Regions from separate parts of the Homo sapiens genome. Here all the other regions are linked to region 1. Evidence: chromatin contacts called from ENCODE Hi-C or POLR2A ChIA-PET data. All regions are on one chromosome and are shown on one strand. Each heading gives the region's core, a stretch centred on a gene start or an enhancer-like site at or near the end of the contact. The rest is flanking DNA. Distances are from core to core; before and after follow the strand shown. Region 1 overlaps CSAD (cysteine sulfinic acid decarboxylase). Region 2 overlaps EIF4B (eukaryotic translation initiation factor 4B). Region 3 holds the start of SPRYD3 (SPRY domain containing 3).

What was found. A loop is a pair of places that touch in the nucleus more often than their neighbours do. ChIA-PET counts read pairs that join two places held with the same protein, here RNA polymerase II (POLR2A). Pooled maps may share reads with other maps.
Region 2: a loop to region 1 is called in a pooled map, with 2.1 times the contacts of the local background. The contact joins two enhancer-like sites. A Hi-C loop is called at or near these places in 1 of 50 pooled maps. POLR2A ChIA-PET finds 5 or more read pairs at or near these places in 3 of 52 experiments (A549, AG04450 and GM10248).
Region 3: a map of tibial artery shows a loop between it and region 1 (4-fold over the local background). The contact joins the promoter of SPRYD3 here to the enhancer-like site in region 1. A Hi-C loop is called at or near these places in 15 of 168 maps with a recorded cell type or tissue (CD8-positive, alpha-beta T cell, GM12878, HCT116 and 11 more), 14 of 37 single-sample maps with no recorded cell type and 19 of 50 pooled maps. POLR2A ChIA-PET finds 5 or more read pairs at or near these places in 17 of 52 experiments (A673, AG04450, CD4-positive, alpha-beta T cell and 12 more).

What each region holds. Positions count from the first base shown.
Region 1 is chr12:53,157,917-53,161,807 of GRCh38, reverse strand. CSAD (cysteine sulfinic acid decarboxylase) reads left to right here. Exons shown (of 17, transcript NM_001244705.2): 11 at 419-535; 12 at 617-681; 13 at 964-1,045; 14 at 1,489-1,688; 15 at 1,870-1,921; 16 at 2,096-2,185; 17 at 3,124-3,891. The coding sequence ends at 3,297. Among named protein-coding and RNA genes, the nearest start is that of ZNF740, 21 kb to the left of the region's middle. RefSeq lists enhancers at 1,754-2,381, 2,755-3,255. Within about 2 kb of position 2,292, at least 5 of the 41 ENCODE cell types and tissues checked have a DNase peak (open chromatin) inside an H3K27ac peak, as active enhancers do; they include Panc1, ascending aorta, prostate gland and 1 more, where a contact is called at or near this core.
Region 2 is chr12:53,036,842-53,040,732 of GRCh38, reverse strand. It overlaps EIF4B (eukaryotic translation initiation factor 4B), which reads right to left. Exons shown (of 15, transcript NM_001417.7): 11 at 3,111-3,324; 12 at 2,322-2,377; 13 at 1,390-1,495; 14 at 1,031-1,103; 15 at 1-590. The coding sequence ends at 510. Among named protein-coding and RNA genes, the nearest start is that of TNS2, 11 kb to the left of the region's middle. Within about 2 kb of position 2,034, at least 3 of the 41 ENCODE cell types and tissues checked have a DNase peak (open chromatin) inside an H3K27ac peak, as active enhancers do.
Region 3 is chr12:53,077,576-53,081,466 of GRCh38, reverse strand. SPRYD3 (SPRY domain containing 3) reads left to right here and starts at 2,077. Exons shown (of 11, transcript NM_032840.3): 1 at 2,077-2,156. The coding sequence starts at 2,134. RefSeq lists a silencer at 2,097-2,376.

The sequences.
Region 1 (3,891 bases), core at 1,043-3,542:
ACAAAAAAATTTTTTTAGAGATGGGGTCTTGCTATTTTGCCCAGGCTGGTCTTGAACTCCTGGCCTCAGGCAATCCTGCCTTGGCCTCCTGAAGTGCCGAGATTATAGGTGTGAGCCACTATGCCTGACTCAATTTTTTTTCAATAGCATTGGATCTTCCAGTAAAACATTCAAGTTCTTTGAGAGTATGAGCTTTGGAAATGAAAACCTAGGTTCGAAGTCCATCTCTGCAGCTTCTGCTTGGATCTTTGAATCTCAGTGTCCCTGGCTGCACATTAAAAAGGACAGTAACACATTGTTGTGAGGTTGAAATGGGCCATTTTAGGCATGCAAAGAGCTTAGAGCTGGGCCCAGCATCAGGCTCTGAGTAGCTTTTGAGATGACTTTACATCTTTCTCCCTCTACATTTTGGCAACAGGGTGCTGTGCCGTTCCTGGTCAGTGCCACCTCTGGCACCACTGTGCTAGGGGCCTTTGACCCCCTGGAGGCAATTGCTGATGTGTGCCAGCGTCATGGGCTATGGCTGCATGTGGATGTGAGTGGGACTTCGGCTTGGGGGTGCGGTGGGGTGGGCTGAGCCAAGGCCAAGGCCCACGTTGTTCCTCCTGCTCCACAGGCTGCCTGGGGTGGGAGCGTCCTGCTGTCACAGACACACAGGCATCTCCTGGATGGGATCCAGAGGTGCATACAGTCCCCTTCTTCCCAAATCCCGCCCTTCAAACCATTGGTCCAGAGAATCATCATGGACTAGGGAGTTTAACATGGCTGGGGTAGGAGGCTGAGGGGAGGGGGACTGGAGAGAGGATTGATTGGAGCTGGGAGGTCAGACATGGCAGTTCTTCCTGATGCTGGGGTGAGGGTGAGACCAAAGCCCCTTTGCTGGGGACCTGGAAAAGGAGGAAGGGCTCTGGTTGGGCAGCTGGAGGAGGAGCCACTGACCTGCCTTTGCTCCACCCCATCCAGGGCTGACTCTGTGGCCTGGAATCCCCACAAGCTCCTCGCAGCAGGCCTGCAATGCTCTGCACTTCTTCTCCAGGATACCTCGGTGGGTCTGCCCCTGCCCCTGCACCAGCCCCACCTCTCTCTGGAGCTCTGCCTTCTCTATCCCACCTTAGATAAAGTTCAGGCCTTTCTCTATTCTCTTTACCATCCCTTCTGAAGCTGCATCTCAGCTACCACCCTAACCTGTATTAGGCTCCTTCACTCCCCCAGTGGCCTCTCTTAAAAGAAAAGTTTCCAGCTTGAAGTTGGAGTCAGAGGTATCCTGGAGTTTCTAGCTTGAGGTTGCCATCAGAGTTTGGGAAGAACCCTGGGTATTGGGAGGAAACCCAAAGAAAGGTGTTGGAGCCAGCAGGCAGCCGTCCCAGCAGTGCCATCTGGCTCCAGGGAAAGAAGAGGGTATCCTGAGCTAAGACCCCCACAGTGCAGCCCTGGAGGAAAGCCTCGGTGGAGAGGGTAGGGTCTGACAATCTCCTCACCCCCACACAGAACCTGCTCAAGCGCTGCCATGGGTCCCAGGCCAGCTACCTTTTCCAGCAGGACAAGTTCTACGATGTGGCTCTGGACACGGGAGACAAGGTGGTGCAGTGTGGCCGCCGTGTGGACTGTCTGAAGCTGTGGCTCATGTGGAAGGCACAGGGCGATCAAGGGCTGGAGCGGCGCATCGACCAGGCCTTTGTCCTTGCCCGGTAGGCGGGAGGAGGTGGGGGGTCGTCCCTGTTCCCCTCTCCTGGGTCCATGCCCCTCCCTCTTTCCTGCTCCCGGGATTACTTTTCTCTCGGTCTCTCTGTGGCTCATTCTACGTGGGCCTCTTCTGTCTGGATCTCTGCTTTTCCTCCCCGCCTATGGTTTCTCACTCTCTGTTCACAGGTACCTGGTGGAGGAAATGAAGAAGCGGGAAGGGTTTGAGCTAGTCATGGAGGTAGGACCCCTTTCTATTTTGTGGCCCCTGCCCCAGCCTAGCTCTTTTGCAGCCCCCAAGCCCCAACTAAAGCCCTAGTGGAGGGAAAAGGGCAGGGAGAGGGGAAAGGGGCAGGGAGAGGGAAAACGGTCCCCCTTTCTCAGCTCACACCTTCCTCTTTCTCATTCCTCTCAGCCTGAGTTTGTCAATGTGTGTTTCTGGTTCGTACCCCCCAGCCTGCGAGGGAAGCAGGAGAGTCCAGATTACCACGAAAGGCTGTCAAAGGTAGGCGTGCTGTGCTGCTCTCTTTACCCGTTAGGGAGCTGATGCAACTGATGCGCTTCTGCCCCCTGTTGGCTGGGAGTGGCATGGCAGGTCTCCTTGCTGGTCTCTTGCTCTGAGGCGTGGATGCTCTCTTTTCGGTAGGGGTGGGGATGGGGAGGAAGGTATGTTTCTGGGAAGTAAGAAGCAGCGACGTGTGTTACAGGAGAAGTCAGAGAAGTCACCAGTGTGTAGTACACAGAGCCTTGTGCTGGCAATTGGGCTGGGAACTCAGGCCCAGGACAGATATGAGGCAGAATGATCATGGAAAAGCCTTATTACCCGTGCTAGGGACACAGCAACCCGAGAAAGCCAGTCTAGAAGTGCCATCTGGAGGCGAGGAGCTGTGTTATATCCTGGTCCCTAAAGATAGAGTGGTACTAGGTGCTGCAGATGATCTGAAAGGACAAATGTTCTTGCCCTTATGGAGTTGTTATTATAAGGCAAGAGTTACCTACTTGGAAGCAATGTGTTCAAGGCAGTGTTGTAAATTACTTGCTAGATCACAGGGCACAGATTAATATTATCAAAAATATTACAGGAATTAAGAGAGGGGAGAAGAAGGTGTTGACTAAGGCTTAGATGACCAAGGCTTGAAGTTAGACTAAAGCAGTGTTAGGAATCAAGAGAAAGTCAAGATTTGGCAGAAAATGTCCCACAGGACAGATTTCTTGGAGACAGGAGAAATGGGGAGAAAAGCAGAAGATAGCGAAGGCCAAGCAGGTTAGATATGACAGAAAGGTAAACTGAGGCCAAGGTCAAGGTCTGAGCAAGGTGTGCTACCCCCAGAAGGTGGCTGGGTGGGAAGGAAAAGCACCTCTGGAAGCCTGGCAGGACAAGAAGCCAGCCTACCTGTCAGCCGACCCAGGCTGCAGCTGGAATCTCTCTCCACCCTTCCACAGGTGGCCCCCGTGCTCAAGGAGCGCATGGTGAAGGAGGGCTCCATGATGATTGGCTACCAGCCCCACGGGACCCGGGGCAACTTCTTCCGTGTGGTTGTGGCCAACTCTGCACTGACCTGTGCTGATATGGACTTCCTCCTCAACGAGCTGGAGCGGCTAGGCCAGGACCTGTGAGCCTTCTCTGTCTTGCTGCCGGCCTTGATACCACCCCTCACCCGCAGAGTCACTGCATTCCCTCCCAGCCTTTGAGGCCGGGTGCAGTGGCTCACGCCTGTAATCCCAGCACTTTGGGAGGCCGAGGCGGGTGGATCACTTGAGGTCAGGAGTTCGAGACCAGCCTGGCCAATAAGGTGAAACCCTGTCTCTACTAAAAATACAAAAATTAGCCGAGCATGGTGGCCTGTGCCTGTAAACCCAGCTACTCAGGAGGTTGGGGCAGAATTGCTTGAACCCAGGGGGCAGAGGTTGCAGTGAGCCGAGATTGCACCCCTGCACTCCAGGCTGGGCAACAGTACGAGACTCTGTTCCAAAAAAAATAAAAAAGAACAGCCTTTTTAGGCCACAGTGACCTGCGCAATGTTTATATGCTTTGACCTACTAACTTTCTCCTAACTAAATATTTGATTTTAGGAGAGTGTTTAAATAAATTACAGTATGTCTATATGATGAAATGTTATTTTGCCATTAAAATTTTGTTTACAAAGATAATTTTTATTGACATAAAAATAACTTTAATGTAATTTATGTTGAAAAAGCTGAATACAAGTC
Region 2 (3,891 bases), core at 785-3,284, 120 kb after region 1:
CAGCCTCCTGGAGACTAGAACAACTTGAGGCTAAATCTACCTTTCCAAGAGTGGAAAATTTATTCAGATAATGTTTGAGAATTCATATATGCCACAATAGGATAAAAACTAAAAGGTAGAAATCTCACACTTTTCCTTCTACCTCCCTCCCCTACTGCCCAACCAGGTTCCAGGCATTATATCACTGTCATTACCATTTCTGCTAAATGGAGACCCCTAGGCACTAATCACACTGGCAACTGCATGGTGACATAACGCACCACAACTTTTCCTCTAAAAAGCTGTAGTCCCTTTCTCTCTGGCTGTATTGGCAATTCTCCAGTTACTTCAATACTTTAAAGGCTGCAGCAGCATGCAAAATAATTTCATTTTTTGTTTTTAAAAAAAGGTAAGAAAGGTCTTCAGGAGATGGTGAGTTTTATTTTGTCTTGTCTGGATAGAGGTTTTGATTTGCTCTCGAATGTTCCAGGGTGGAGAGAAACTAGGAGAAAAGCACAGGATGTAGAGGTCTATTCGGCATAATCTTCTCCCTCATTTTCATCTTCACCATCAACAGAGAGAGCAGCATACTTGCTTGCAGAACTGAACTTCTGTAACACAACGAGAGTGACAGGATAATGAAGGCCCTGAATTATCACATCAAAACCCAAGACACAGGATACTGATCCTTTGGCAATGGGGGATGACAGTCAGATGACACCCACTTGCTTGCTCATCAGCATTGTCCATTGGAGAGGAGCTAGGGAAGAGGGTCAGAGGCACATGCGATCTTACTATAGTCTCATACCACCTCTACACCTTGCAGAAGGGATGAGAACAAAGGAAGACAGAAACCAGGAAAAAGCTAAACTTCTTTCGCTATTTCAGTAAAGACCAATGTCTTATTTCCAAACACTTTGTATTCCAAATGGAAAGAAGTCCAACGGCAAAAAGTTTAGAATACTAAGAATTTTTAATTCTTAGTAAGAATACTTAGAATTCTAAGAATTTTTCTTAGAATGAAAAATTGGGAGCAGCCTTCAACACTTACGGAAGCTGGATTTTCCTCAGGTTTCTTTGGCTCAGGTGCAGATCTGGAGTCTTGATCCTTTTTGCCATCTTTCCTGCAGAGACGTAAGCATAAAACCATGTCTTTAGGAAAGGACTCGCCTAATACAAACATGTGTATGCATGCAGTTTCAAGGCACTGAACAGGCACCTCTAGTCAACAGTCCTTGTTGTCTGGATGATGTATTACTTCTAGATTTTCAGAATCTTAACTGTCTACGTTGGCTGACTTTAGTTTGCTCACAATGAGCGATCTGGCAGTGCTCTGAGAACCAAGAACTTAATTTCTTAATTACACAAACATGTGGATCAGAGGAAAGATGAGAAAGAGAACAAGCATACCTATCTGACTCCTTCCAGTGGTCTCTGTTCCCTCCGTCGCCTGGACCACGGCTAGAGTTCCCAGTTTGGCCTTTTGGGGCATTCATCCCATCTACTTTATTTTCATCTGCTTGGGCAGTAATGTAAACAAATTAAAGGCAAGTAAAAGTATCAATGTCCCTCTCCTAAGATTTCCCTTAAGCTGAAGAAAATTGTGCCCACATGTACTGAGGGAAACTAACCTCACCCCAACCCAGACTTCCTTCCTGAAGCCCTTCTTTCCACATCCTCTACAGCACACAAAAATACAAAAAACAAACAAAATCCACTAAAAAGTTCCATGTAGGGATATGCCATCATGAAAAGCAAGCTGGAAATAAAGATTATGACGCTCTGTAGTGACCTTGGTTAATTTCCTTCCGATTTTTTTCTCCCCGTCAAAGAAATGTTCTACCAGGAAAGGGCAGGGTTTCATACTTTCTCCAAAGAGGCCACTCCTCCCTCTACTGGCAAGAAAAGGTAGATAACCCAATAATTCTTTTTTTTTTGAGACAGAGTCTTGCTCTGTCGCCCAGGCTGGAGTGCAGTGGGGCCATCTTGGCTTACTGCAACCTCCGTCTCCCGGGTTCAAGCAATTCTCCTGCCTCAGCGTCTCCCGAGTAGCTGGGATTACAGGCATGTGCCACCACACCCGGCTAATTTTTTTTGTATTTTTAATAGAGACGGGGTTTCACCATGTTGGTAAGGCTGGTCTCAAACTCCTGCCCTGTGATCTGCCCGCCTTGGCCTCCCAAAGTGCTGGGATTACAGGTGTGAGCCCCTGCGCCTGGCCAACCCAAGAACTCTTAACACGGTATCAGGTGCGAGACACACTGCTCTTCAAAATCTAATTTTGGAGGCCTTTTTATTTAGGCTTCTAGGTGAAAAACCTATTTCCCATACTATGAGCTCACCTTTCCTTCCTGGTCCTTCCTCAGATGGTTGAGCTGGAGCTACTTTTCCCCCACCACTAGAAGGAAAACAGGTAATCACATTCATCAGTTGTTTCAGGGAGAAAACAACCAAGAAACATAATCATCCTCCAAATGCAGTGGGTAAGCTTTATAGAAAACAAAATCATACTCAATGTTATGGAACATTAAAATATGGGAAAGATTACAATGAAAGCAGTAATTTGAACACTAAAGTGCCATATGCTTTCTAATCATCACATCATGCAGGATTAGTATTGCTATTTTCTTTTCTTTTGGAGTCTTAACTCTGTCGCCCAGGCTGGAGTGCAATGGCACATCTCGGCTCACTGCAACCTCCGCTCTCAGGTTCAAGCAATTCTCCTGCCTCAGCCTCCCGAGTAGCTGGGATTACAGGTACCTGCCACCACGCCAGGCTAATAGTGTTGCTATTTTGCTTACAAATGAGAAGACTTAAGAGAAATGAAAGGAAGTTACCCCCTACCATACTGCCAATATGTGGCAAAAGGGAAGCCTCTGACTTACAGTATTTGCAGATTTGTGCGGCATTAGTACTCCCATCATAGCTGATTTCAAGCTATCAAAGTGGTGGAACTCCAGAAAATGGAACAACTAGGTCTTATGAGCCAGTTCCAGCACACTAAGAGACTAAAGCCAGCATAACTTATAAGGTGCTATACAACGCTGGCATCCCGTAGGAGATCTTCCATCATTACATCACAGTATTTTAGAATCTGCAGTTAACCAACTACTGTTTCCAAACTGACTCACCTTGTAGGGGACTGCTGCTCTGTGTCTGAGCTCTGAGATCGAGCAGGAGGGTTAGAACTTCGCTTCACCCAAGCATTCTCCTTTGGTGGAGGGGCTGGCATTACCTTTAGGGGCTGATCAGGTTTGGGAGGTTTAGAAGTTGGAGAGTGGCAATCTTCCTCCTTATTGAGTGTTTCATTTTCTAGAGACTTCTCACTCTCTCTCCTTCGTGCATCTGTGAAGCCAGAGTGAAAATATCAAATTATCAGGCTGCAGATGCTCACGCATCTACCAGGATCTCAACAGTGTGGAAAATGGTCCACATCCAAGTTTTGGCTCCCAAAGATGGATTTATCCCTAAACCAGTGGTTTACAAGTATTTCCAGAACAATGTCTTACTGATGCACAGAGAAATAGAAAAAATAATGACCATGTATACAACTTAAGGGACACCCAGCCATGTGACCTTTTTAGGAATGAGTATCCTTTACAGCCTTTCTGCATTCTCAATGTTAAAAGTGTCTTGACCTGGAGAATATACATATGTGAAGAGGACCTACAATGAAACCCCAAACTCTAGTAACCACTGCTCAACTTCAGCTTAAAACTCAACACACATGGACTATGATGCAATCATATTTATGAAAAACCACCTACTGGCTGGGTGCAGTGGCTCTCGCCTGTAATCTTAGGATATTGGGAGGCTGTTGGGGGCGGATCGTTTGAGCCTAAGAGTTTCAGACCAGCCTGGACAACATGGTGAAACCCCAGCTCTACAAAAAATAGACAAATTAGCTGGATG
Region 3 (3,891 bases), core at 828-3,327, 80 kb after region 1:
ACCTTGGCTAGGTGCAGTGGCTCATACCTGTAATCCTCGAACTTTGGGAGGCTGAGGTGGGAGGGTTGCTTGAGCTCAGGAGTTTGAGACTAGCCTGGGCAACACAGTGAGACTTCGTCTCTAATTAAAAAAAGAAAGGAATAAATTGTACACCTTAAATATATATGGTTTATTGTATGTCGGTTATATGGCAATAAAGTTGTTTATTCAAATACATGTAGACACCAAACACAAATTACCAACTGGGTCCTGAGCATGCCAATGGATGGAGAATTCGCCAAAAAGGTGAGCCCCACATCTGGAACTTAAAGGTGAGGAAATCCCGAGTGGAATCACCAACCATCAGTAACAGTTTGGAAATGCCTTCTTCTGCCATTTCTCTCCATGTCTGACCCTAGCCACCTAGCTAGTTAGTTTCTGGAATGAGCCCTGGTCTGGGATGAACATGACTCTGGCAGCCTCCTAAGATTGTCCCTCTCTGGCTGCCTTTGGGAAGAGCTGAGCTCAGTGTTGAGGTATTTTCATAACACAAGAAGAGGAGCGGAGGAGAAGCAATGAGGGAATCAAAAGGAGGTGGAGATGAGTTGGAAGGGTAGCTATTCAGAACTGAGTCATCCAGGGGCTGGAAGGGAGCTAAAAGAACACATACTTCAATAATTCTTGTTTAGGGATGAGAACACCAAGACCTTGACCTTTTAGTCACACAGAATTGGGGCTCTAATCCGGGTTTCTCTGTTTCCCATCTCATCTATTCCTATCACCCATTGCCGTTATGCCGAGTGGGCACTATTCACGGTATGCGAGCTGATGGCTTTCCTGGCACTCAACACGTTAGAGTACCTAGTGTGATAAGAATAGAATAGTCTGGGGTCTGAAGGAGCTCACAGTCTAGCAGAGACGGGTCTACACACACAAGTAACTCCAATAACGAAAGCAAGACGGTAATAAGTGTTATAAATGGCGGGGGGCGGTGGCTCACGCCTGTAATCCCAACACTTTGGGAGGCCGAGGTGGGCGGATCAAGAGGTCAGGAGATCGAGACCATCCTGGCTAACACGGTGAAACCCCGTCTCTACCAAAAATACAAAAAAAATTAGCTTGGCGTGGTGGCGGGCGCCTGTAGTCCCAGCTACTTGGGAGGCTGAGGCAGGAGAATGGCGTGAACCCAGGAGGCAGAGCTTGCAGTGAGCCGAGATCGCGCCACTGCACTCCAGCCTGGGCGACAGAGTGAGACTCCGTCTCAAAAAAAAAAGTATTATAAATGAGGTGCTACAGAGGAGAGGAATCTTTTCCGTCCAGAAGAGAGAGATATGGTGATGGGAAGGGAGCAAGGAAGTCCTCATCTAGGAGTCCAACCCCCCAGAATGGCAGGTAGGCACTCCCTAGTAGGTGTTCAATAAATATTCGTGTCTTCGTCCCTTCACATTCTAACCCCAGTCTAACTTTCCTTCAGCCTACCAAAGCCCTGTGTTCCTCCACAGAATGCCGCTTCGTGCCACTGTGCCTTCTGCATCCCCAGTTCTCTCCTCCTGGAATGGAATGTTCTTGCCAATAATGAGCGAGCGGTGCCATGAAACAGAGCTCGGGAGGGTACACAGCATAACAGTTAAGCGCGCAGGCTATCGAGGCCAGCCTTCGGCCCATCCGTAAAAAGGAGATAAGATTTATTTCATAAGGCTGCACCGTGGATTAAATGGACATTCCGGTAAAGCTTTTATTTCAGTCCAGCGCGGAAGGAGGGCTCAAGTAATACTCGCAACGTTTGTGCGAGCGTGGCCACCTTCTCCGCCCGTCCCGTCTCCCCGGCGCCGCTCAAGAGCCGCCCCCTGTCCGCCTCAGCGGCGCCCAGGCACCCAGCAGCGTCCGCGCTGCCACGTCGCCTTCGCTCACCCCAGCAACAGCCGGGTTGACCAGACCGGGGCCCTGAGCTGGGTACCCAGGGCACCGGGCCGCGCCCCACACCCTGCCTGCGCCTTCCGATTGGCTCCTGCAGGTGCCCGTCGTCAGAGGCCGTTGCTGATTGGCTTAGATGGGGGACGGGGCGGGCCTCTAGGAGTGAAGGAAAGGCGGGGACCCGGATGTGTGTGGTGGCGGCGGCCGAAGAGCTTGTGTGCGGAGCTGAGAGGCCTATGGATGAGGAGGACGCGGCGGCCCCGGTAGGCGGGGATCGGGGGCGGGGTCCCGGAGGCCTCGTATCTCCCCGGAGCCTGAAGCGGAAGGCGGGGGTCCTGGGCGGGGGCTCTGGGGCCAGGGGCGGGGCCCTGCGCTCTGGTCACTGGGCTTCTTCTGTTGCTGCACCCTCGGCCCAGTGCAGGGCCTGGGGAGACTGGGCGTAGGCACACGGATGGGCTGGGGCCCGGCTGCTCCCGGGTCTCATCTCAGTGATCAGGCCGTGCCCGGGGAGGAGACAGGGCCCAGTAGGGCCGCCACTCGCCGGTGCCAAGACTGTGGGGTCTGCGCAACCAGCATCTACCTGGGGTTGAGTCCTGGCTGAGTGCCCGGGAGTGGAATCTTAGGGCTGTCTGTCCCACAGGTGCCTACTCTTCTGGGCCACGTGGTGGGTTGTAGCTACTGCATAAGAGTCGTAATTTGCGTATTGGGATCAAATTCAGCCCAGCCAAGGCTTACTAAGCACCTACCGTGTGCAAGGCAATGTCAGGCCTCAAGAAAACCCCTGTCCCAGTGTTTAGGGAATGGGAAGAGAAGAGTACTTCACCTCTTTCTCACTTTTGGCTCCCAGGAAAAATCATTCATTCATTTATATGTAGGGACTGATGGTTGTTTAAATACCTGGATCATCCCACCCCCATCCATCGGCGCTGCTACCGACTTAGTGGATGTCATTTCTCATGTGAACTGCTGCAACAACGTCTGAATTGTTTGCCCACATCTGTTCTTGATCCTCTTGTGATCAGTTCTCCAACCAGCAGCTGGAATGATCTTTAGGAACTGATTAAGATCGTGGCTTTTTTTTTTTTTTTTGAGATGGAGTTTCTGTCACCCAGGCTGGAGTGCAGTGGGACGATCTCGGCTCACTGCAAACTCCACCTCCCAGGTTCAAGCAATTCTCTTGCCTCAGCCTCCTGAGTAGCTGGGATTACAGGTGCGCACCACCACGCCTGGCTAATTTGTTTGTATTTTTAGTAGAGATGGGGTTTCACCATGTTGGTCAGGCTGGTCTTCAACTTCTGACCTTGTGATCCTCCCACTTCGGCCTCCCAAAGTGCTGGGATCACAGACGTGAGCCACCAGGCCCAGGATCATGGCATTTTTTTTTCTTTTTTTTTTGAGACAGGGTCTTGCTCTGTCAGCCAGGCTGGAATGTAGTGGCACAATCAGAACTGACTGCAGCCTTGACCTGCCAGACTCAAGCCATCTTCAGTCTCCTTAGTAGCTGGGACTACAGGTGCATGCTGCCACACCTGGCTCATTGTTTTAATTTTTAGTAGAGATGAGGTCTCACTACGTTGCCCAGGCTGGTCTGGGTCCTGGCCTCAAGCGATCCTCCTGCCTCAGCCTCCCAAGGTGCTGGGATTGCAGGCATGAGCCATCATACCCAGCCAATCATGGCATTTCCTTGCTTACAACCCTCCAGAAATTTCCATCTTGGAATAAAATCCAGAGTCCTTACCATTTCATTGTCTGTAGGGCCATGATCTGACTCCTGCCTTATTCTCATCTTGTACATTCTCCCTCACATTCCCTATATACCAGCTGTCCATGCCTTTTTCTGTTTCTCTACCATGCCAGCTCTCTTCCATCCAAGGACCTGTGGCTGCCCTTCCTGCCTGGAATATGCCTGGCTTGTCATGCCTAGCTCCTTTTCAACTCAAATGTCACCTCCTCAGAGAGACCGCCTCTGTCCACTCTATCCACTGCCTCCAGATTCTT